2 separate regions of the Homo sapiens genome follow, and region 1 is linked to region 2. A link is an interaction called in ENCODE POLR2A ChIA-PET data of the cell type or tissue named here. Cell type or tissue: PC-9. All regions are shown on one strand. Each heading gives the region's core, and the rest is flanking DNA. Links, peaks and the distances in the headings are about the cores only.

Region 1 (11,050 bases), core at 1,054-9,053, 220 kb after region 2:
TGCCTAAGACCTCAATTATTGTAACCTTGTTCTATCTCTGCATATTTGGTAATTGAATAAAATAACGTATTGTACCCAGCAAATAGTGTCCTGTACCCATCCAGTGCAGAACACAGAATGCGCTGGAGAATTAATGGAGCACAGAGAAAACGTTCTAGCAGTGGGAATCATCTGAGAAAATCTTCAGCTAATGAGCTGGGAAGCTGGTTTTGCCATTTGGGATATGAGCCTCCCCAAACTACCAAAATGTGACTTTACTTTGCCTACTATGGATCATAATGATAACAAACAATAAAAAAAAGAAAAATCAACAAAGAAATAGATCCTAGGTCTCCCAAAATACAACTGAATAAAAGCTAGAAGACACAAAGGTATAAACCTTGCTTGTAAAATCTAACCCTACTTATAAAAGTTGTCATATTGAGCAGAAACTATGTCTTGACTGAATTTTTTGTATCTTCTCCCGAAGCCAGAAAAGTGCTCTCAATGAACTCAAGTGAGCGTTGACATGAACTTGATTGTCTCTCTCTTGGTTAGGGAAAAGTGCAATTACTGAAATGGTTGTGAAATTCTGGGACCAAGTTCGGCCCATTTCAGGCAGAGGGGTTACCCACTTCGAGGAAAGTGCTGAGATTAGCCCAGTTTCCTATGACTTCTGCACCACTTTAATTTCTGCTCATTACAGAGCAAGACCCTCAAGGGCTTTTGGAGCCCTTGAAGAAAGAATCAGCCACGCTTAGTAGAATTTTAGTGTTAAATGTGTTTTACTGTCTTCCTATTCTTTTTTAAATTGAGAATTCTCATACAGGACATAAGTAGTTCCAAGCTTACAAATAGAGTCAGTTCTAAAAATGTGTTTGTAAGTCAGTTTTTTGAACTCAGATTCCATTTCCCCAAGGATCAATAGTGTAAATGTTGACTAGGTTCCAAGTCCAACCTGGAAGAGTTTCTCTAACCTTTAATGTTGATGAAATACTGAATCTTGGCCAAAGAAAATAGCAGAAAATGGTTGTAGCAAAACCAATAATTAAATGAAGCAGAAATAAATTGAATAATTATTTTTTTCTCTAATGCTAATGCTTGGAGCAAAACAAGTTTAATTGTAGAAGAAGGTGGAAGTAGGTGGAGACTTTTGTAGCAATTTAAATTGGGAGGCTTTTGGGTTTCTTGAGGAGCTATGCACTCGCTGGCTCCGGTGCCTTATTCTGCTTTACTGCTAATCTTCCTCTCCTATTTCAGAGTGAGGTTCATGGTGCTCAAGAGTTGACCATCTGGCAATTAGTGGATCTTGGACTACCATGTTCAAACTCCTATTATTCGGCTTGTTTTATCACTTAGTTATTGCAGGCTAGCCTGGCGATTTGATAATCATACAGTTACGCATTTTTTAAATTTATAGTCATGTATTCTTTCATTTATGCCCACAGTGGATTGTTGGCTAAAGACAAGAAACACAGGACTGCTGTTGAAATGCAAGTGAATAAGGATGATAAGAATGATAGTGATTCTGAAAATTCGTTTTTGTATGAGCTGAATTGTGTTCCCTACCCCACAACAAATGCATATGTTGAAGTCCTAACTTCAAGTACTTCCGAATGTGTCTGTGTTTAGAGATAAGGTCTTTTAAGAGGTAATTAAGTTAAAATGAGGTCATTAGGGCAGGCCCTAATCCACTATGACTGCTGTCCTTATAAGAGGAGGAAATTTGAACACAGACACACACAGAGAGGAGACCATGAAGACACAGGGAGAAGACAACTATCTCCAAGCCAAGGAAAGAGGCCACAGAAGAAACCAATCCTGCCAACTCCTTGATCTTGGCACCTAGTCTCCAGAATTGTGAGAAAATAAATGTCTGTTGTTTAAGCCACTCAGTCTGTGGTACTTTGTTATGGAAGCCCTAGTAAACCAATATATTGTCTGAAACTGCTGTTTATCAGATTCCTAAGTGATAACAATCTGATTTTAAAAATTATATAGTACATTAAGCTATCTCTCACACTTTAAACATCAATGGCAAAACTAAAGGTATAGTAACAATTATATCTAATTTGGCTCTACATTTCTTGGGGAAAAAAGAATAAACACATTTGCTATGTTATTGGTGAAGAAAGTCTGGAGAAATAGTATTTTCTTCTAATGTCTTCATTTAGAAACAAAATACTAAAATTATGTAAATATGTGAACTTATCTTTACAATACAAAATGCAACAATTTCAAACAGCATGACATGAAAGCAGTTTTTGTCTAGTTTTGATGCCATAATACGTAACTGCTTTTGACATTTTAATATACATTCAGTCTCCAAATAAAACATACTGTAATATTATGTTTATAGTTGTCAAAAATTATGTTCATTTTGCATACTTTAAACAGTTTGCATCACTCAAATAAGATAAATCAATTTTTCCTATATTTTAAATAATATTAAAAATTGCATTAAAATGTATTTTTAAAATGTTAGCATTGTGGTAGGAAGCCTCTGAGATTGCCCCAGTGATTCCCACCTCCTGGTATTTAGGCCCTTGTGTAATCCCAACCCCATGCATGTGGGCTGAATCTAGTTACTTGCTCCTAAGAGAATATGGCAAAAGTAATGGGACTACACTTTTGAGACTAAGTTATGATTTCTCCCTTGCTTTCTTTTTCTCTCTCCTTTGCTCATTCTGAAGGAAGTCAACTGCCATTTTATGAGCTGTGAGCTGCCCTATGGAGAGGTCCACATGGTAAGGAACTGATGTCTCTGGCCAACAGCCAGAGAGGACTGAATCCTTCTAGCTACCACAGAAGTGAGTTTGGAAGCAGATCCTTCCCCAAGCTGAGCCTTCAGATGAGACCACAGACCATGCACTGCACCTTGATTGCAGCCTTCTGAGAGACCCTAAGCCAGAGACATCCAACTACACCATGCTCAAGTTGCTGACCCACAGATACCATGAGATAATAAATGTTGTCTTAAGCTACTGATTTTGGGGTAATTTGCTTTGAAGTAATAGATAGCTAATGCAATCTTCAATAATATAATGATCTAAAATAAAATACTTTTGTTTACCATTTATTTTTTATTATGGCAAGAATGAGAAAATCTCTGGAAAATCTTTGGGTTGTACTAGCCAGGAATGATCACAAAGGAAGCAATTATTTCCCCTAGACCTGAGTTACCTGAAGGCACTGGTTAAAAATTCAGATGTCTGAAGCCTACCCTGGAACTACAAGATCAGAAGATCTAGTGGATGAGTCCAGAAATCTGTATCTTAACAAATCCCACCCCACCAAGCAAATCCAATGCTCATTGAAGTGTGAGACTTATTTTTTTTCAGAGAGGCATTTATACAATTTAACTGTTCTCAAGCATGGCTGTGCATCAGATTCCTCTTGGGAGTTTATTCAATCCTGAATTCTACTCCAGACTTGTTGCAGCAGAATCTTTGAGGATAAGCCAAGGAATCTGTATTTTTAAGGCTGCCTAGTTACTTCTGAAGAAATTCCTTAATGACAAGCCAGGCCTGGTCAGGAAATGTCACTGAATCATTCTTGGCTTGTGCCACCCACCTATTCTGTCCTTAAACTTGGAAAATAATGCTTATACTATCTTATATCTTATCAGTCCTAGAGGCAGCCACCCACACCTCAGGTCACATGGGCTAAGAGAGAAAACAGGAGCCTGGGTTTGGGGGAAAGGCCCTTGGACTACAAGTGACAACATTCAGTGATATCAGGGTAGGAATAAAGCACATAAATGAGTATTCTACATATTCTACACTTCTGGAGGCACCTGCAACTCAGGTCACATGGACTATAAGAGAAAACAAGGACTCCATCACTAACAGTATCTGGAAATCTCCACGGTGGCACGATGAGGCATGACTGTCAAGCAGTTTGACCTGTTTAGTAGTTGGCCCCCGACCTTTTCTTTTTCCACTATATCCCAGTGAGCAGGCTAACGAGATTCGTGATAACAACACTATGCCTTATTTCAGGAGTCTTGTTACAGTCAAGTTCTGTGTTAAAGGCTTAGCATGCAAGGACTCATTTAATACATTAACCTTGTGAAGGAAGTACATCAGTAGTCTCCATTTTATTCATGAAGAAACTAAGGCTCAGAGAGGTTGTGTGGCTTGCCATGAGTTACAAAGCTAGAAAGTGGCAGAGCTTGAACTCAAACCCAAGTCTATTTGACTCCAGAGGCTGGGACCATAAGCATAAATTCTTTTATTTGTAAGATGATACCACTTGTTTCCTTTGGCTAGTTTGTTCACCACTTAGCCTAACAATGGCCACAACTGGAACTGTTTCTTTTATTTTAGCTTCAGGGCTTCCCAGGTTGGGTGTCGAGTTGATCTCAGCTGGCTGCCAGCCCTGGCTGTAAGCTCTGAAGATCCTCCAGATAAGAACTGTTCTTATAAATTCTGGCTCCTGGACTAGTTATGGGGACAGGATGAAAGGCTCCAGAGTAATCCTTTAAGCTCTCCTAGGCAGTTGCAAGGGTATCCATCACCAGACCTGTTGCCTGAGACACTGGCATTCCTGAGACCCCAGGCCATACAGATAGAGTGGCCGCTGGCTCTAGTATAATCAGAAACTAACTGTCTTGTTAACTCTTTGTTCTGGTGTCAAACTGACACTCATAATTAGCTTTGAAAGCAACATAGGGGCTATGGCTGGCCATTGCATAGGAGACATAAAGGGCAAGGAGGAGAAATGTACTCAACAGTGTCAGTGGGCAAGTAACTTCTCTCTCTCAGGGACAGACCCTGACTCTGGTGTCCCTCTCCTGAGTTTCCTTATGTATAGCTGGAGTAGGAATCACTCCACTGGGCTTGGGGATCCTACCTTGGCTCTGACCTGGCCCAAGGGCCTTCTCTGCTGGTGAGAGCCCCAAAGCTGGTGCTGTGCTCCCTAGCTGAGAGAACCCTCCCCTTCTGAGCCAGCACTCAAGGGCCTCTTGGAAAAGCTGCTTCTGTGAACCAGAGGAAACAACAGCCCATAAGAGAAGATTCTAGGAGTTCTCGGGTCCCAGTAATTGTGGAGCAAGAGTGTCCACAATAACTCATTTCCTAGCCTCTGGCAACTAGGGGGCATTGAAGATCATTTTAGCAGGGACTGGAAGAGAGGCTTCTCAGACTTATGTGATCCAATGGGTCAGATTTGCCCGGCCTGGGGATTAGCTGAGACTGCACCTACTCATAACCACTCACTTGGTGGATTCAGAAGAGAAAACAGAAATAAATCCTATGGGTCAGGGAGACTGGCTGACTATATCATAAAAGCCCATGCAAGGCAAGAGGTTCTTGAAACTTGGAGTTAACTGGGATCTGTCCTACTTCCCTGAAGAAGTTCTAAGCAATTGGCTTTGGAACTCCAAGGACTTAACAAATAAATCACTGGGAGACCAAAGCCATCTTGGTTAGTGTTCTGAAAACAAAGTTAGGTCAAGGTTCACACGTCAGTGTTAAACATCAAGGGCTAAGGCTAAGCTAGAGTTTCCTGGAGGTTCCTTGCAAGCTTTTGGGAACCTCAGAGAAGATACAGCTCACTTTCTGATGATTACCTTAAGCAGCAAGAAAGGCCAACTTTTAACACTCTTGGGCCTGAGAGCAAAATTTTAGTAGCTGCTCCTGAGTTTCCTCCCATTCCTCACACTTGATGCCTAGTTATTCATGGCCTAAAGTAAGACAGAAATGCCTCAGGGGCAGCATTTCTGAAGAAACAACCTAGGTTTGTGTCTGTGGGAACTTGGGGAATAACTGGGTCCCTGGAGGTTAAACAGCTACTGCTCCCAGGGCAGTTTTCCCAAGCATTGCCAGAATTTCTGAGCTGTCTTCAGATTGCATCTAAGAAGAGGGTGTCAAGTGACTTACTCCTAAAGGGACAAAAAAAGAGGTGGTAAGGAAGAGGCCTCAGAGTAGCTGTATCCTGTGCTAAACCCTAGGTAGTCCAGTCCCAGCACTCACTCTCAGTCCAAGAAAAATATAGCAAAATATAGAAGACATTAAAATGGCCTAGGTTGGGTGTGTGTGTGTAGACTTTCTTAGTTTCTATGTCTCCAACTCAGATAATGGTGACTGTTTATAACAAATCTCAGTTAAAGTAACACCTATGATTATGGATATAAGCCATTTCCTACCATCCTGGATAAGTGCTGCTTGCATTCAGAATGTGACTAAAACTATCATGCCTAACTTGTTGCATTAGATTTATGGGATTATGGGATTTTGTTCCGGGACCTGCTAGGTCTAATTAAAGTGTTAGGACTCCTAGGAGACCAGTTGTGGTTTGCACAGACAGGAGCTTGAAAACATGCTGCCGTGAATGTGTTCCCAGCTCTGCAGCAGTGGAGATGCAGTTGCTGGAACTGAGTGCTCCAGGTGTCAGTGTAGAGTTGTGGTCTTTGTCCTTGCTGCCCCAAATCCCCAATCGTTAATTTATTGGGTTTTGTTAGAAGACATTCCCACACTAAAGAACTCAAGAACTGAAGTGACTGTTCTTGCCTTGCTTCATGGCCCCTCTGTGGGCATGAGTTCTGTGCACAGAGCTCCTTCCTCCTTCCTTCCCTCCCTCTCTCCCTCCTTCCTGCCTTACTTCCTTCCTCCCTCCCTTCCTCCCTCCCTCCCTCCCTTCCTTCTGTCACAGGCCTGAGTGCAGCCCTGGAACAAGGACCATGATCCTGAGGGGAAGGGGATGTTTCTGGGAAGGGCCAGAAGAAGGGTGTCTTCTCACTCCAGGCTGGCATCTGCTACCACCTCACTCTTCAAATACTGGGGCTCGCCTGACTCTGTCCCCAGCCTTTGCCCTGGAGGAGTAAAATGGGACAAGAGAAACCCCATCCAGTCCCATGAGGTCAACTAATATCCCTTGACTGTGGTGGCTTTCCAGCCCCCATGTCTCGCCTGGGCTCAAAGCCAAGATTCCCAGTTTCTTGCTGGACATGTCCTCTATCTAGCACCCCAAACCCAACAAGTCCAAACAGACCTTGTCACCTGTCTCCCCTCACTCCCCCTCTCTACTAACAGTCTTGTGTTCCCTGCCTCAGTTGACAGTATCACCACGGACCCAAGCTGGAACCTCAGGGTCCTTGTCATCTTTTCCCTCTCCTTGACCCCATGAGAGCCAGCCCTGAGGTTTCTACCTATTGACATGTGCCCTGAGTCATCCCCTCCTCTCGGCTCTCACTGCCACGGTCGTGGTTCAGAGCCTGTTCCACTTCTTGCCCAGACCCTGGAGATGGTCTCCCAATTGGTCCGCATGCAGCTGGCCTCTCTTCCCTCCAATCCTTCCACACCCTGGTGCGGTAAGTACTGTCTTCCTGGTCTGTCCCACATCTGCCTTAATAAAAAGCTCCAGTGGCTCCCTCTTGCTCACAGAACAAAACCCTCAGCTTGGCCAATAGGGCTGTGAATAGCTGACTCCGAACACTCGTCCACTTGCCTTCTGCTGCTGCCTGTGGTGCGCCCAGCCATGATTGTCCCACCCTCTGGAACATGCAGTAGGCCCTGTCACACAAATATTGCTCCCTCTGCCTGGAATATCCTTCCCCTCCCTCCACTATTCCTTGTGACGAAACCTGCCATCACCCAAGATGCCTCTCAAGCCTCCTTCATCCATTAAGCCTTCTCCAACTTCTCCAGGTATGTTCCTCTACCACAGCACCCATTGGACCATGAGGGCTTATGTGTGCCTCGGTCCCTCCTACTGCATGGGGAGGACCCCAAAGGTTGCCTGGGACCACGTTGGGTTCTCCTTTGCATTCTCAAAGTTTAGTGCAATGCTTGATATACAGTAGGTGCTTGATAAATGTTTGTTGTTTAATCCCTTCTTATTCTACAATCTTTCATGTGTGTCCGTGTGAAGAGACCACCAAACAGCCTTTGTGTGAGCAACATGGCTGTTTATTTCACCTGGGTGCAGGCGGGCTGAGTCCGAAAAGAGTCAGCGAAGGGAGATAGGGGTGGGGCCATTTTATAGGATTTGGGAAGGTAATGGAAAATTACAGTCAAAGGGGGTTGTTCCCTGGTGGGCAGGGGTGGATCTCACAAGGTACATTCTCAAGGGTGGGGAGAATTACAAAGAACCTTCTTAAGGGTGGGGGAGACTACAAAGTACCTTCTTAAGGGTGGGGGAGATTACAAAGTACATTGATCAGTTAGGGTGGGGCAGGAACAAACCACAATGGTGGAATGTCATCAGTTAAGGCTGTTTTTACTTCTTTTGTGGATCTTCAGTTACTTCAGGCCATCTGGATGTATACATGCAAGTCACAGGGGATGCGATGGCCTGGCCTGGGCTCAGAGGCCTGACATTCCTGCCTTCTTATATTAATAAGACAAATAAAACAAAATAGTGTTGAAGTGTTGGAGTGGCAAAAATTTTTGGGGGGTGGTATGGAGAGAGAATGGACGATGTTTCTCAGGGCTGCTTCAAGCGGGATTAGGGGCGGCGTGGGAACATAGAGTGGGAGAGATTAAGCTGAAGGAAGATTTCGTGGTAAGGGGTGATATTGTGGGGTTGTTAGAAGAAACATTTGTTGTGTAGAATTATTGGTGATGGCCTGGATACAGTTTTGTATGAATTGAAAAACTAAATGGAATAAGAGAAGGAGAAAAACAGGTATAAAAGGTCTAAGAATTGGGACGACTCAGGACATCTGATTAGAGAGTGCCTAAGGAGATTCAGCATAGCCCTGCCAGCAAAGATTATTTATTTACTTCAAGAGTTAAGAATGGCAGTTTGGGGATAGCACGAGGCAAGCGTGATCAGGGTGAGGAACAGGAAAGAAGAAAATATGGGGAAATGGGGTGAATATCAGGTGGATCAGAGAGATACAGTCATGAGGGTCAGGTGTGGTATCCGGAATAATGTGGGAGGCCGGATTAAAGTCCGGGCCAGGAACAATGGTAATTGTGGGAGACTCAACAAAGAGTGAGTACAGCTGAAGGAGCCAGGGAGCAGAAAGTATATGTGTCAGGTGTGAGGAAGAAAATAGATTTTGGAAATTATGAGAGCTGTAGAGAGTGAGTTGAGCATAGTTTGTGATTTTTAGGGCCTCTAACAGTATTAAAGCAGTGGCAGCCGCTGCACGCAGACATGAGGGCTAGGCTAAAACAGTAAGGTCAAGTTGTTTGGACAGAAAGGCTACACGGTGTGGTCCTGGCTCTTGTGTAAGAATTCTGACCGCACTAACCATGCTAGGAAGGAAAGGAGTTGTTCTTTTGTAAGGGATTGAGGTTTGGGAGATTAATCAGACACGATCAGCCAGGAGAGCATGTGTGTTTTTATAAGAATTATGCCGAGATAGGTAACAGATGAGGATGAAATTTGGGCTTGACTGAAGTAATGGGGCTGTCTGTGAAGCCTTGCAGCAGTACAGCCCCGGTAATTTGCTGAGCCTAATGGGTGTCAGGGTCAGTCTAAGTGAAGGCAAAGAGGCTGGGATGAAGGGTGCAAAGGAATAGTAAAGAAAGCATGTTTGAGATCCAGAACAGAATAATGGGTAGTAGAGGGAGGTATTGAGGATAGGAGAGTATATGGGTTTGGCACCACGGGGTGGATAGGCAAAACAATTTGGCTGATAAGGCACAGATTCTGAACTTGTAAGCCTTGTCTGGTTTTAGGACAGGTAAAATGGGGGAATGGTAAGGAGAGTTTATAGGTTTTAGAAGCCCGTGCTGTAGCAGGCGAGTGATCACAGGCTTTAATCCTTTTAAAGCGTGCTGTGGGATAGGATATTGGCATTGAGGGGGGTAAGGGTGATTAGGTTTTAATGAGATGGTAAGGGGTGCGTGATCAGTCGCCAAGGAGGGAGTAGAGGTCTCTTATACTTGTGGGTTAAGGTGGGGGAATACAAGAGGAGGACGCAAAGGAGGCTTTGGATTGGGAAGAAGGGCAGCAATGAGATGCGGCTGTAGTCCAGGAATAGTCAGGGAAGCAAATAATTTGGTTAAAATATCTCGGCCTAATAAGGGAACTGGGCAGGTGGGGATAACTAAAAAAGAGTGCATAAAAGAGTATTGTCTAAGTTGGCACCAGAGTTGGGGAGTTTTAAGAGGTTTAGAAGCCTGGCTGTCAATACCCACAACAGTTATGGAGGCAAGGGAAACAGGCCCTTGAAAAAAGGTAATGTGGAGTGGGTAGCCTCCGTATTGATTAAGAAGGGGACGGGCTTACCTTCCACTGTGAGTTACCGGAAGCTCGGCGTCTGTGATGGTCTACGGGGCTTCCGAGGCGATCAGGCAGCATCAGTCTTCAGCCACTAAGCCGAGAAGGAGTCAGTCAGAGAGCCTTGGGCCAGAGTTCCAGGGGCTCTGAGAGTGGCTGCCAGGTGAGCTGAACAGTCCAATTTCCAGTGGGGTCCCGCACAGATGGGACACGGCTTAGGAGGAATCCTGGGCTGCAGGCATTCCTTGGCCTGGTGGTCAGATTTCTGGCACTTGTAGCAAGCTCCTGGGGAAGGAGGTTCTGGAGGAACGCCTGGCCGCTGCGGTTCAGGCGTTTGGAAGTTCTTGTGTGCTGGAGATGTGGCTGGGGTTTGTCTCACAGTGGAGGCAAGGAATTGCAACTTTTTTCTATTATTGTACACCTTGAAGGCGAGGTTAATTAAATCCTGTTGTGGGGTTTGAGGGCCGGAATTTAATTTTTGGAGTTTTATTTAATGTCGGGAGCAGATTGGGTAATAAAATGTATATTGAGAATAAGATGGCCTTTTGACCTTTTAGGGTCTAGGGCTGTAAAGCGTCTCAGGGTTGCTGCCGAACAAGTCATGAACTGGGCTGCGTTTTTATATTTGATAAAAAAGAGCCTAAACGCTATCTGATTTGGGATAAAGAAAAAGGAGCATTAACCTTGACTATGCCTTTGGCTCCAGCCACCTTTTTAAGAGTAAATTGCTGGGCAGGTGGGGGAGGGCTAGTCACGGAACGAAACTGTAAGCCCGACCAGGTGTGAGGAGGGGAGGCGATAAAAAGATTACAGGGTGGAGGAGCAGAGGCTGAGGAAGAATTGGGACCTAGCTTGGGCTGGCGAGGAGGGGAGAGGTCAGATGGGTCTGTAGAAA
Region 2 (11,050 bases), core at 1,504-9,503:
GCAGTTATTATAATGTAAAGACTTATTGATCTAACTATGCATTTATATTGAGAGGATGAGAGGTGTCCCTGTGTACACTGAAAAGTTGATAAAATCAAGAAGCAGGGATACAAGCATGTTATTTAGATACAAGATGGTAAACACCAAAACAATCAATTAAGAGTTAAAAGTGGTTGCCTCTGAGGCAGAGGAAATGGGGAGGATGAAGGCAGTGGATAGCTGTTTTTCAGAGACTTTGTAGAATAGCAGCCTTTAAACCTGTGCTTTTCAAACCATGACTTACAATCTCTCTGGAGTGATGCTGCCCAATATGGACATAAAAATAAAAATCCAGTTCCTCATACTAACGACATTTAATTTTTTAAAGATCTCTTAAATTTTTGTTATTTTATTTTTATTTTTTTTTAGAGCTGGGGTCCCACTACGTTAACCAGGCTTGTCTCAAACTCTTGGCCTCAAGCGATCCTCCCATCTTGGCCTTCCAAAGTACTGGGATTGTAGGTGTGAGCCACCGGGCCTGGCCAACAATAACCACATTTTAAATCATCCACAGCCACATGTGGCTGGCAGCTACTACAGTGGATAGTGCAGATACTGAATATTTTCAACTTCACAGAAAGTTCTATTGAACAGCACTATTTTACAGGGTAATTAAATCAATTTAGTGAGTAAGAGCCAACATTTAAATAAATGAAATAGAATAGAAAACCAGTGTGCATCTCATTAGTATTGTTTTTTCACAAAATATTTTCATAAAATATGTGTGCACAGCATTGTGGATCACAATAAAAAGAAGTTTGGAAGCACTCCTTTACATTATGTGTGCAAAACCCTGATTAAAATTTAAAAAAACATTAAGGGTCAGGCACTGTGGCTCACATCTGTAATCCCAGCGCTTTGGGTGGCTGAGGTGGGAGGATTGCTTGATGCCAGGAGTTCAAGACCAGCCTGGGCAACATAGCAAGACCCCATCTCTAAAAAAAAAAAAATAATTAGCTGGGCACGCTGGAGCGTGCTTGTAGTCCCAGCTACTTGGGCGGCTAAAGTGAGAAAGAGGATCGCTTGAGCCCAGGAGTTCAAGGCTGCAGTGAGCCATGATGGAGCCACTGTACTCCAGCCTGGGTGACAGAGTGAGACTCTATCTCAAGACAAAAATACATTAAAAAAAAAAAAAAAAAAGAGTCACAGACTCCTTATACCTAGTAGAATCCTCAACTTCTTGTGATCCATAGCCTCATAGCCCTATAGGAAACTCAGAACCTAGGGCATCATTTAAGAAAATAGAGCTTGGAACAGTAATATCACAATACTAAAGCTAGACATGATGGACCATAAGGACTATCATGTTCCCTATTTCTTTTGTCATTTGTCTTTCCCTTTTTGCAAAAGGCATCATTTTTGAATTTTTGTTTGTTTGTTTGTTTGTTTTTTAATGGGAAGAAGAAACTAAGGCTAAGGCTAAGGTTATGAGATTGGCCCATGGTTACAAAGCTAGTGTCAATAAGCCCAGGTCTCCTGACCTCTAGATCTAGAACTTTTTTCACAAAATCTTCAGGGGCAGTCAGTTCTTTAAGGCCCTGAGTATGCTAGTCAATACTTTAAACAACCTGACTGATGAATAGTGTCTAGGTACAATAATAATTATGATAATAATAGCTAACATAAGCTATTGTTCTAAACACTTTACATTTTAACTCTCACAACAATCCTATTAGGCAGATCCTATTATCCATCAACCCAATTTTTCCAGATGAAGAAATGCAGCTCCAAAATGTTAATTAATTTGCTGAAGGTTACACAACTACAGTGGCAAAGCCAGGAAATAGAGCTCTTAATGCCATTTTATACACACCCTCATATAACTCAAATTAATTTCTCTCTAAAATATTAATTAGCCTAAAAGTAGCAGTTATAATTTGGTAGCGCCCACTGATAATCCATGTTTTGTCCCAAAGTATCAGTGTTACAAAGGGGTTTTACTCTATTGACTGGACCAAAGTAACAGTTTGGGATTCAAATACTCTGAACTAATGGATGGGACTATACAAGCCGGTTTAACTGCTTAATGCAATTCCATAAACCTGGAGATGAGTACTTTAAAAATATGTGTTTAAAAGTTTGGTTAATAATCTTCAAACTTGGAGATTTTATCTCAATGCATAATGAAGTACAAATTGGCTTGATAACATGGGTGGATTTATTTCTTAAGATTTGAGTGCAAACTTAAAAACAAGAACAAACAAAGCTTTTCATCAAGAATAAACACAAAATCTAAACAATTCTGCAATCATGCATTTTAACAGAAAGTACAAATATGAATACATTATAATTTGTAACTGCATTTAAAAATTAAAATATTTCTCTCCAAATCCAAAACACCACACAATCTTTATCTGTTCTCATCTTGTTACCTTAGAAACATTTGTCATATGCTATCAGGAAAATATAGGCAAGACTTACTAATCAGTTATTCATGATCAAAGAAACATGATTCTCCTTAACTGTGACTTTTTGAATCATTTATCTGTATTTCTGAAATATCACACAATTATACCTCTACTCTAGAGAAAAAAAGAATAAATACAAATATCAAGGAGGCAGGAACATTCATGGAATTAAAGCAAAAGTCACAAGTGTTTGACTTAGAAATGTACATATTGTAGTAAATTTTTAAAGTACAACTTTAGTTGATGGCTGATGTGTATGTAATAACTGTGAGCAATTTAAACAGGTATAAAAATGTGAGATCAAAATCTTTAGGCTTAAATACTTGAAAAGTCACTATGGATATGGAAAGATTTGTTTACATAAACATGTATATTTTTAGATGGAAAATCAAGGGGTAGTGGCATCTCCCTGGTCCCTTAACAATATTTGGATTTTTGCAAAGAATTAGCAGCACCCAACCTTAAGTGTTAATTATGTGTTTCTAAAGGACCTATAACAGATCAGTTGGCAGTGTTCTAGCTTTTGGGAGTTGGGGGCAGATTGGGGGTGCAAATATCTGAGATAAGATAGTACATGCACTCACACATTTAAAATCACCATTCTAAATGGGAAAAAAAATCACATATTGGAAAAGTCTAAGAAACTCATTCTTAAGGGATAAACAGCAGGGCAGGAATAAAAGCTGAACAGTAGTCTACTTGATAATAATGGTATTTCACTCTTCAAAGGCAAGTTGGGAAGAATGAGAATACTCACATACACATAACTTCAGGGAAAACTTGCCTAAAATTTTACCTTGCAAAACGCTGAACAGAAATCTTTACAAAAACCTTCATTCTTGTTTATAATACTTGATTTTTCCCTTATTACCACCATATACATAACATTTAAGTATTTTCTTCATAAATATTTTAGAGCAAAAAGAATGTATTTTGTTGCAATGGTGGCCCACATCTGTACAAAACAACATAAGCAACACACACACACACATATATATATGCATATATATAAAAAATGATTAAGAAAAAGTGCAAAGAATAACAGTATTAAGATTTTTTGCATTTTACAGTAACTATGGTTCAAGTGTGAATATTTATCAGGGATATATAATCCCAGGTTTTAATTAAAGATTCAAAAAGAAACCACACTCCCAAGTTACTGCACAAACATCAGTCCCTTATCAAGTAACTCTGCCCTTCTCCCAAATCTAGTATTTCCAGTTTCTAAGCTCTTCCCAAACAGGAAAAAATGATAACAGTGTTTTCTTCCCTTTAACTTCCCAAAACTCATCCAAGTTAATCACCTGTAAGTTCAAGCAAGATATTGGGGAAGTCATTCATTATAACCCGCTTTGCTAAAATTAAAGCAAAATGAAAGGCTTTCTGAAATGCAAACTACTGATCAAGAATAAAATCAGCAACAGCAAACAGACCTTAAATTACAAATGTAATTTAATACATGTACATTTTAAAATCAATCCCTGTTATCAAAGATAAATTCAGAGTTTAAATCTCTTTCCCAGGTTCAGTGCTGTGCAAGGGTTCTAATTCCAAATACTTATGATTTTATCACCTTTTCTAAGAGAAAATGTTTGCCTGTTAACTTTTTACCTTCCTTGCTCTTGGTCTCAGCTTTTCAGTTTGAATAAACACAGAAAGGCAATTTTCAGCATTTCAAAAAATGTACTTTCCTCTTAGTCATTCAAATAATTACAGTTATTTTTAGATCTCAAAGTTTCAAAAAAAGCAGCTCAATTTCCCTTTAAATATATTACTAGATATTTTTTGGTGTTGTATATGTTGTTCTATTCTTATTTTAGGCACTGTAATTATTCACAACATTACAATGACTCTATATCTAACCTATGCAACAATTATAATCTTAATACCTTCTAAGGTATTATTTGATTTTGTGTATTATATTACTATTGAATTTTTCCTTCAAGATAAATGGTTGGAAGAGAATTTTAAAGCCCTGCAGCACTTTTGCTTTGAGTAGTGTTAATACATATTTTCTGTCATGCTTAATATTTAAACTTCTGAAATAGGAAGACAAGAGGCATTGGAAGCTGCAAATTTCCTCAAACTACATTCTACTCCAACTCCAATTTATTTTGTTCAACATTAAATATTTTTCTTTACAAAAACAAGTATATCTTAGGCTAATTTTTAAAAACAGAATTTCTGCTCTATAATAACACAGCTAAAGGGAAATAACTTTTCAATTTCAGCTGCACTAGAACTATGCAAAACTAAGTTAAAGTAAACCGGACAACAATTTTAATAACTTTTGGTTTTGTTTTCTTTTTACTCTATCTTTAGAATGATATACCTTACATTCTAACAGTTCAACAAAGGCTTAAAATTCTAGAGGTTGAAAACCACCAGGCTACCTCCTGCACAACTGTCAATAAGACAACAACATTTTATTTGCCCCCATACATTCGTTCAATGTCTTTGAGGTAATGGTTCCTCAGCTCCTTCCTTTTCAGTTTGAAAGCATCAGTTACCAAACCAGTTTCAGGGGTCCATGGCTCTGGGCTTAATCGAACCTTGATTGGAATTTCAAATCGCTCCAATTTCACTGAAATTAGAAGTGAAAGATGGGAGAAAAGGAGAGGGGGGGAAAGAGACGAGAAAGGAGTGGGGACGGGGAAAGAAGGGGAAGGAGAAGCAATTAATAAAATATGAGTTTTTCAGGATTTACCTAGATGATTCGGGTGTTGAATCACCAATCACCACAAACTTATTTAATGGTATACTAGATAGTTTATTAATGCTACCTCTACCTTACAATTTCATTTTATATTTCTCAAAGTATACCTAAGTTGTTTCAGTTGGATAGTTTTAGTCTATGTGGTTATTAAAATATACATACATATACACATTATTTATACTCACACACACACACATACACACACATCTTCCTCTTCAGAGACTTTATATTTGCCTGAGATGGTCTTTCTCAATAAAGTTGTGTGTCACTTCCATACTTTATCCATATGTCTGCTCAAATACCACCACCCCGGAGAGGACATCCCTGACCACTCATAACAAAAGAGAAGGGGGAGGAGCCAAGATGGCCAAATACGAACAGCTCTGGTCTACAGCTCCCAGCCTGAGCGACACAGAAGACGGGTGATTTCTGCATTTCCATCTGAGGTACCAGGTTCATCTCACTAGGGAGTGCCAGACAGTGGGCGCAGGTCAGTGGGTGTGCGCACCATGCGCGAGCCGAAGCAGGGCGAGGCATTGCCTCACTCGGGAAGCACAAGGGGTCAGGGAGTTCCCTTTCCTAGTCAAAGAAACGGGTCACCTGGAAAATCGGGTCACTCCCACCCAAATACTGTGCTTTTCCGACAGGCTTAAAAAACGGTGCACCAGGAGATTATAGCCCGCACCTGGCTCGGAGGGTCCTACGCCCACGGAGTCTCGCTGATTGCTAGCACAGCAGTCTGAGATCAAACTGCAAGGTGGCAGGGAGGCTGGGGGAGGGGCGCCCGCCATTGCCCAGGCTTGCTTAGGTAAACAAAGCAGCTGGGAAGCTCCAACTGGGTGGAGCCCACCACAGCTCAAGGAGGCCTGCCTGCCTCTGTAGGCTCCACCTCTGGGGGCAGGGCACAGACAAACAAAAAGACAGCAGTAACCTCTGCAGACTTAAATGTCCCTGTCTGACAGCTTTGAAGAGATCAGTGGTTCTCCCAGCACGCAGCTGGAGATCTGAGAATGGGCAGACTGCCTCCTCAAGTGGGTCCCTGACCCCTGACCCCCGAGCAGCCTAAATGGGAGGCACCCCCCAGCAGGGGCAGACTGACACCTCACACGGCCGGGTACTCCAACAGACCTGCAGCTGAGGGTCCTGTCTGTTAGAAGGAAAACTAACAAACAGAAAGGACATCCACACCAAAAACCGATCTGTACATCACCATCATCAAAGACCAAAAGTAGATAAAACCACAAAGATGGGGAAAAAACAGAGCAGAGAAACTGGAAACTCTAAAAAGCAGAGCGCCTCTCCTCCTCCAAAGGAATGCAGTTCCTCACCAGCAACGGAACAAAGCTGGACGGAGAATGACTCTGGCGAGCTGAGAGAAGAAGGCTTCAGACAATCAAATTACTCCGAGCTACGGGAGGACATTCAAACCAAAGGCAAAGAAGTTGAAAACTTTGAAAAAAATTTAGAAGAATGTATAACTAGAATAACCAATACAGAGAAGTGCTTAAAGAAGCTGACGGAGCTGAAAGCCAAGGCTCGAGAACTACGTGAAGAATGCAGAAGCCTCAGGAGCCGATGCGATCAACTGGATGAAAGGCTATCAATGATGGAAGATGAAATGAATGAAATGGAGTGAGAAGGAAGTTTAGAGAAAAAAGAATAAAAAGAAACGAGCAAAGCCTCCAAGAAATATGGGACTATGTGAAAAGACCAAATCTACATCTGATTGGTGTACCTGAAAGTGATGGGGAGAATGGAACCAAGTTGGAAAACACTCTGTAGAATATTATCCAGGAGAACTTCCCCAATCTAGCAAGGCAGGCCAACATTCAGATTCAGGAAATACAGAGAATGCCACAAAGATACTCCTCGAGAAGAGCAACTCCAAGACACATAATTGTCAGATTCACCAAAGTTGAAATGAAGGAAAAAATGTTAAGGGCAGCCAGAGAGAAAGGTTGGGGTACCCTCAAAGGGAAGCCCATCAGACTAACAGCGGATCTCTCGGCAGAAACTCTACAAGCCAGAAGAGAGTGGGGGCCAATATACAACATTCTTAAAGAAAAGAATTTTCAACCCAGAATTTCATATCCGGCCAAACTAAGCTTCATAAGTGAAGGAGAAATAAAATACTTTACAGACAAGCAAATGCTGAGAGATTTTGTCACCACCAGGCCTGCCCTAAAAGAGCTCCTGAAGGAAGTGCTAAACATGGAAAGGAACAACCGGTACCAGCCACTGCAAAATCATGCCAAAATGTAAAGACCATTGAGACTAGGAAGAAACTGCATCAACTAACGAGCAAAATAACCAGCTAACATCATAATGACAGGATCAAATTCACACATAACAATATTAACTTTAAATGTAAATGGACTAAATGCTCCAATTAAAAGACACAGACTGGCAAATTGGATACAGAGTCAAGACCCATCAGTGTGCTGTATTCAGGAAACCCATCTCACGTGCAGAGACACACATAGGCTCAAAATAAAAGGATGGAGGAAGATCTACCAAGCAAATGGAAAACAAAAAAAAGGCAGGGGTTGCAATCCTAGTCTCTGATAAAACAGACTTTAAACCAACAAAGATCAGAAGAGACAAAGAAGGCCATCACATAATGGTAAAGGGATCAATTCAACAAGAAGAGCTAACTATCCTAAATATATATGCACCTAATACAGGAGCACCTAGATTCACAAAGCAAGTCGTGAGTGACCTAAAAAGAGACTTAGACTCCCACACATTAATAATGGGAGACTTTAACACCCCACTGTCAACATTAGACAGATCAACGAGACAGAAAGTCAACAAGGATACCCAGGAATTGAACTCAGCTCTGCACCAAGTGGACCTAATAGACATCTACAGAACTCTCCACTCCAAATCAACAGAATATACATTTTTTTCAGCACCACACCACACCTATTCCAAAACTGACCACAAACTTGGAAGTAAAGCTCTCCTCAGCAAATGTAAAAGAACAGAAATTATAACAAACTGTCTCTCAGACCACAGTGCAATCAAACTAGAACTCAGGATTAAGAATCTCACTCAAAACCGGTCAACTACATGGAAACTGAACAACCTGCTCCTGGATGACTTCTGGGTACATAACGAAATGAAGACAGAAATAAAGATGTTCTTTGAAACCAACAAGAACAAAGACACAATATACCAGAATCTCTGGGACACATTCAAAGCAGTGTGTAGATGGAAATTTATAGCACTAAATGCCCACAAGAGAAAGCAGGAAAGATCTAAAATTGACACCCTAACATCAAAATTAAAAGAACTAGAGAAGCAAGAACAAACACATTCAAAAGCTAGCAGAAGGCAAGAAATAACTAAGATCAGAGCAAAACTGAAGGAAATAGAGACACAAAAAACCCTTCAAAAAATTAATGAATCCAGGAGGTGGTTTTTTGAAAGGATCAGCAAAATTGATAGACCGCTAGCAAGACTAATAAAGAAAAAAAGAGAGAAGAATCAAATAGACGCAATAAAAAATGATAAAGGGGATATCACCACCGATCCCACAGAAATACAAACTACCATCAGAGAATACTACAAACACCTCTACGCAAATAAACTAGAAAATCTAGAAGAAATGGATAAATTCCTGGACACATACACCCTCCCAAGACTAAACCAGGAAGAAGTTGAATCCCTGAATAGACCAATAAAAAGTGCTGAAATTGAGGCAGTAATTAATAGCCTACCAACAAAAAAAAGCCCATGACCAGATGGATTCACAGCCAAATTCTATCAGAGGTACAAGGAGGAACTGATACCATTCCTTCTGAAACTATTCCAATCAATAGAAAATGAGGGAATCCTCCCTAACTCATTTTATGAGGCCAGCATCATCCTGATACCAAAGCCTGGCAGAGACACAACCAAAAAAGAGAATTTTAGACCAATATCCTTGATGAACATTGATGCAAAAATCCTCAATAAAATACTGGCAAACCGAATCCAGCAGCATATCAAAAAGCTTATCCACCATGATCAAGTGGGCTTCATCCCTGGGATGCAAGGCTGGTTTAATATACGCAAATCAATAAATGTAATCCAGTATATAAACAGAACCAAAGACAAAAACCACATGATTATCTCAATAGATGCAGAAAAGGCCTTTGACAAAATTCAACAACGCTTCATGCTAAAAACTCTCAATAAATTAGGTATTGATGGGACGTATTTCAAAATAATAAGAGCTATCTATGACAAACCCACAGCCAACATTATACTGAATGGGCAAAAACTGGAAGCATTCCCTTTGAAAACCAGCACAAGACAGGGATGCCCTCTCTCACCACTCCTATTCAACAGAGTGTTGGAAGTTCTGGCCAGGGCGATCAGGCAGGAGAAGGAAATAAAGGGTATTCAATTAGGAAAAGAGGAAGTCAAATTGTCCCTGTTTGCAGACGACATGATTGTATATCTAGAAAACCCCATTGTCTCAGCCCAAAATCTCCTTAAGCTGATAAGCAACTTCAGCAAAGTCTCAGGATACAAAATCAATGTACAAAAATCACAAGCATTCTTATACACCAACAACAGACAAACAGAGAGCCAAATCATGAGTGAACTCCCATTCACAATTGCTTCAAAGAGAATAAAATACCTAGGAATCCAACTTACAAGGGATGTGAAGGACCTCTTCAAGGAGAACTACAAACCAGTGCTCAAGGAAATAAAAGAGGATACAAACAAATGGAAGAACATTCCATGCTCATGGGTAGGAAGAATCAATATCGTGAAAATGGCCACACTGCCCAAGGTAATTTACGGATTCAATGCCATCCCCATCAAGCTATCAATGACTTTCTTCACAGAATTGGAAAAAACTACTTTAAAGTTCATATGGAACCAAAAAAGAGCCAGCATCGCCAAGTCAATCCTAAGCCAAAAGAACAAAGCTGGGGGCATCACGCTACCTGACTTCAAACTATACTACAAGGCTACAGTAGCCAAAACAGCATGGTACTGGTACCAACACAGAGATACAGATCAATGGAACAGAACAGAGGCCTCACAAATAACGCCACATATCTACAACTATCTGATCTTTGACAAACCTAAGAAAAACAAGCAATGGGGAAAGGATTCCCTATTTAATAAATGGTGCTGGGAAAACTGGCTAGCCATATGTAGAAAGCTGAAACTGGATCCCTTCCTTACACCTTACACAAAAATCAATTCAAAATGGATTAAAGACTTAAACGTTAGACCTAAAACCATAAAAACCCTAGAAGAAAACCTAGACATTACCATTCAGGACATAGGCATGGGCAAGGACTTCATGTCTAAAACACCAAAAGCAATGGCAACAAAAGCCAAAATTGACAAATGGGAACTAATTAAACTAAAGAGCTTCTGCACAGCAAAAGAAACTACCATCAGAGTGAACAGGCAACCTACAAAATGGGAGAAAATTTTCGCAACCTGCTCATCTGACAAAGGGCTAATATCCAGAATCTACAATGAACTCAAACAAATTTACAAGAAAAAAACAAACAACCCCATCAAAAAGTGGGTGAAGGACATGAACAGACACTTCTCAAAAGAAGACATTTATGCAGCCAAAAAACACATGAAAAAATGCTCACCATCACTGGCCATCAGAGAAATGCAAATCAAAACCACAATGAGATACCATCTCACACCAGTTAGAATGGCAATCATTAAAAAGTCAGGAAACAACAGGTGCTGGAGAGGATGTCGAGAAATAGGGACACTTTTACACTGTTGGTGGGACTGTAAACTAGTTCAACCGTTGTGGAAGTCAGTGTGGTGATTCCTCAGGGATCTAGAACTAGAAATACCATTTGACCCAGCCATCCCATTACTGGGTATATACCCAGAGGACTATAAATCATGC

What was found. Peaks named below come from ENCODE experiments on the same cell type or tissue, not always from the same donor. Only the 100,000 strongest peaks of a DNase experiment are listed, where the experiment ranks them.
Region 1: POLR2A ChIA-PET joins it to region 2 with 19 read pairs; 2 of 35 experiments call an interaction of 5 or more read pairs at or near these places.

What each region holds. Positions count from the first base shown.
Region 1 is chrX:109,858,245-109,869,294 of GRCh38, forward strand. No RefSeq gene overlaps it. Among named protein-coding and RNA genes, the nearest start is that of ACSL4, 130 kb to the left of the region's middle. In PC-9, for the core only: no CTCF peak of the experiment used is centred there; a DNase peak (open chromatin) is centred at 4,327.
Region 2 is chrX:109,639,156-109,650,205 of GRCh38, forward strand. ACSL4 (acyl-CoA synthetase long chain family member 4) reads right to left here. Exons shown (of 16, transcript NM_001318510.2): 16 at 2,180-5,031. The coding sequence ends at 4,874. Among named protein-coding and RNA genes, the nearest start is that of KCNE5, 20 kb to the left of the region's middle. In PC-9, for the core only: no CTCF peak of the experiment used is centred there; no DNase peak of the experiment used is centred there.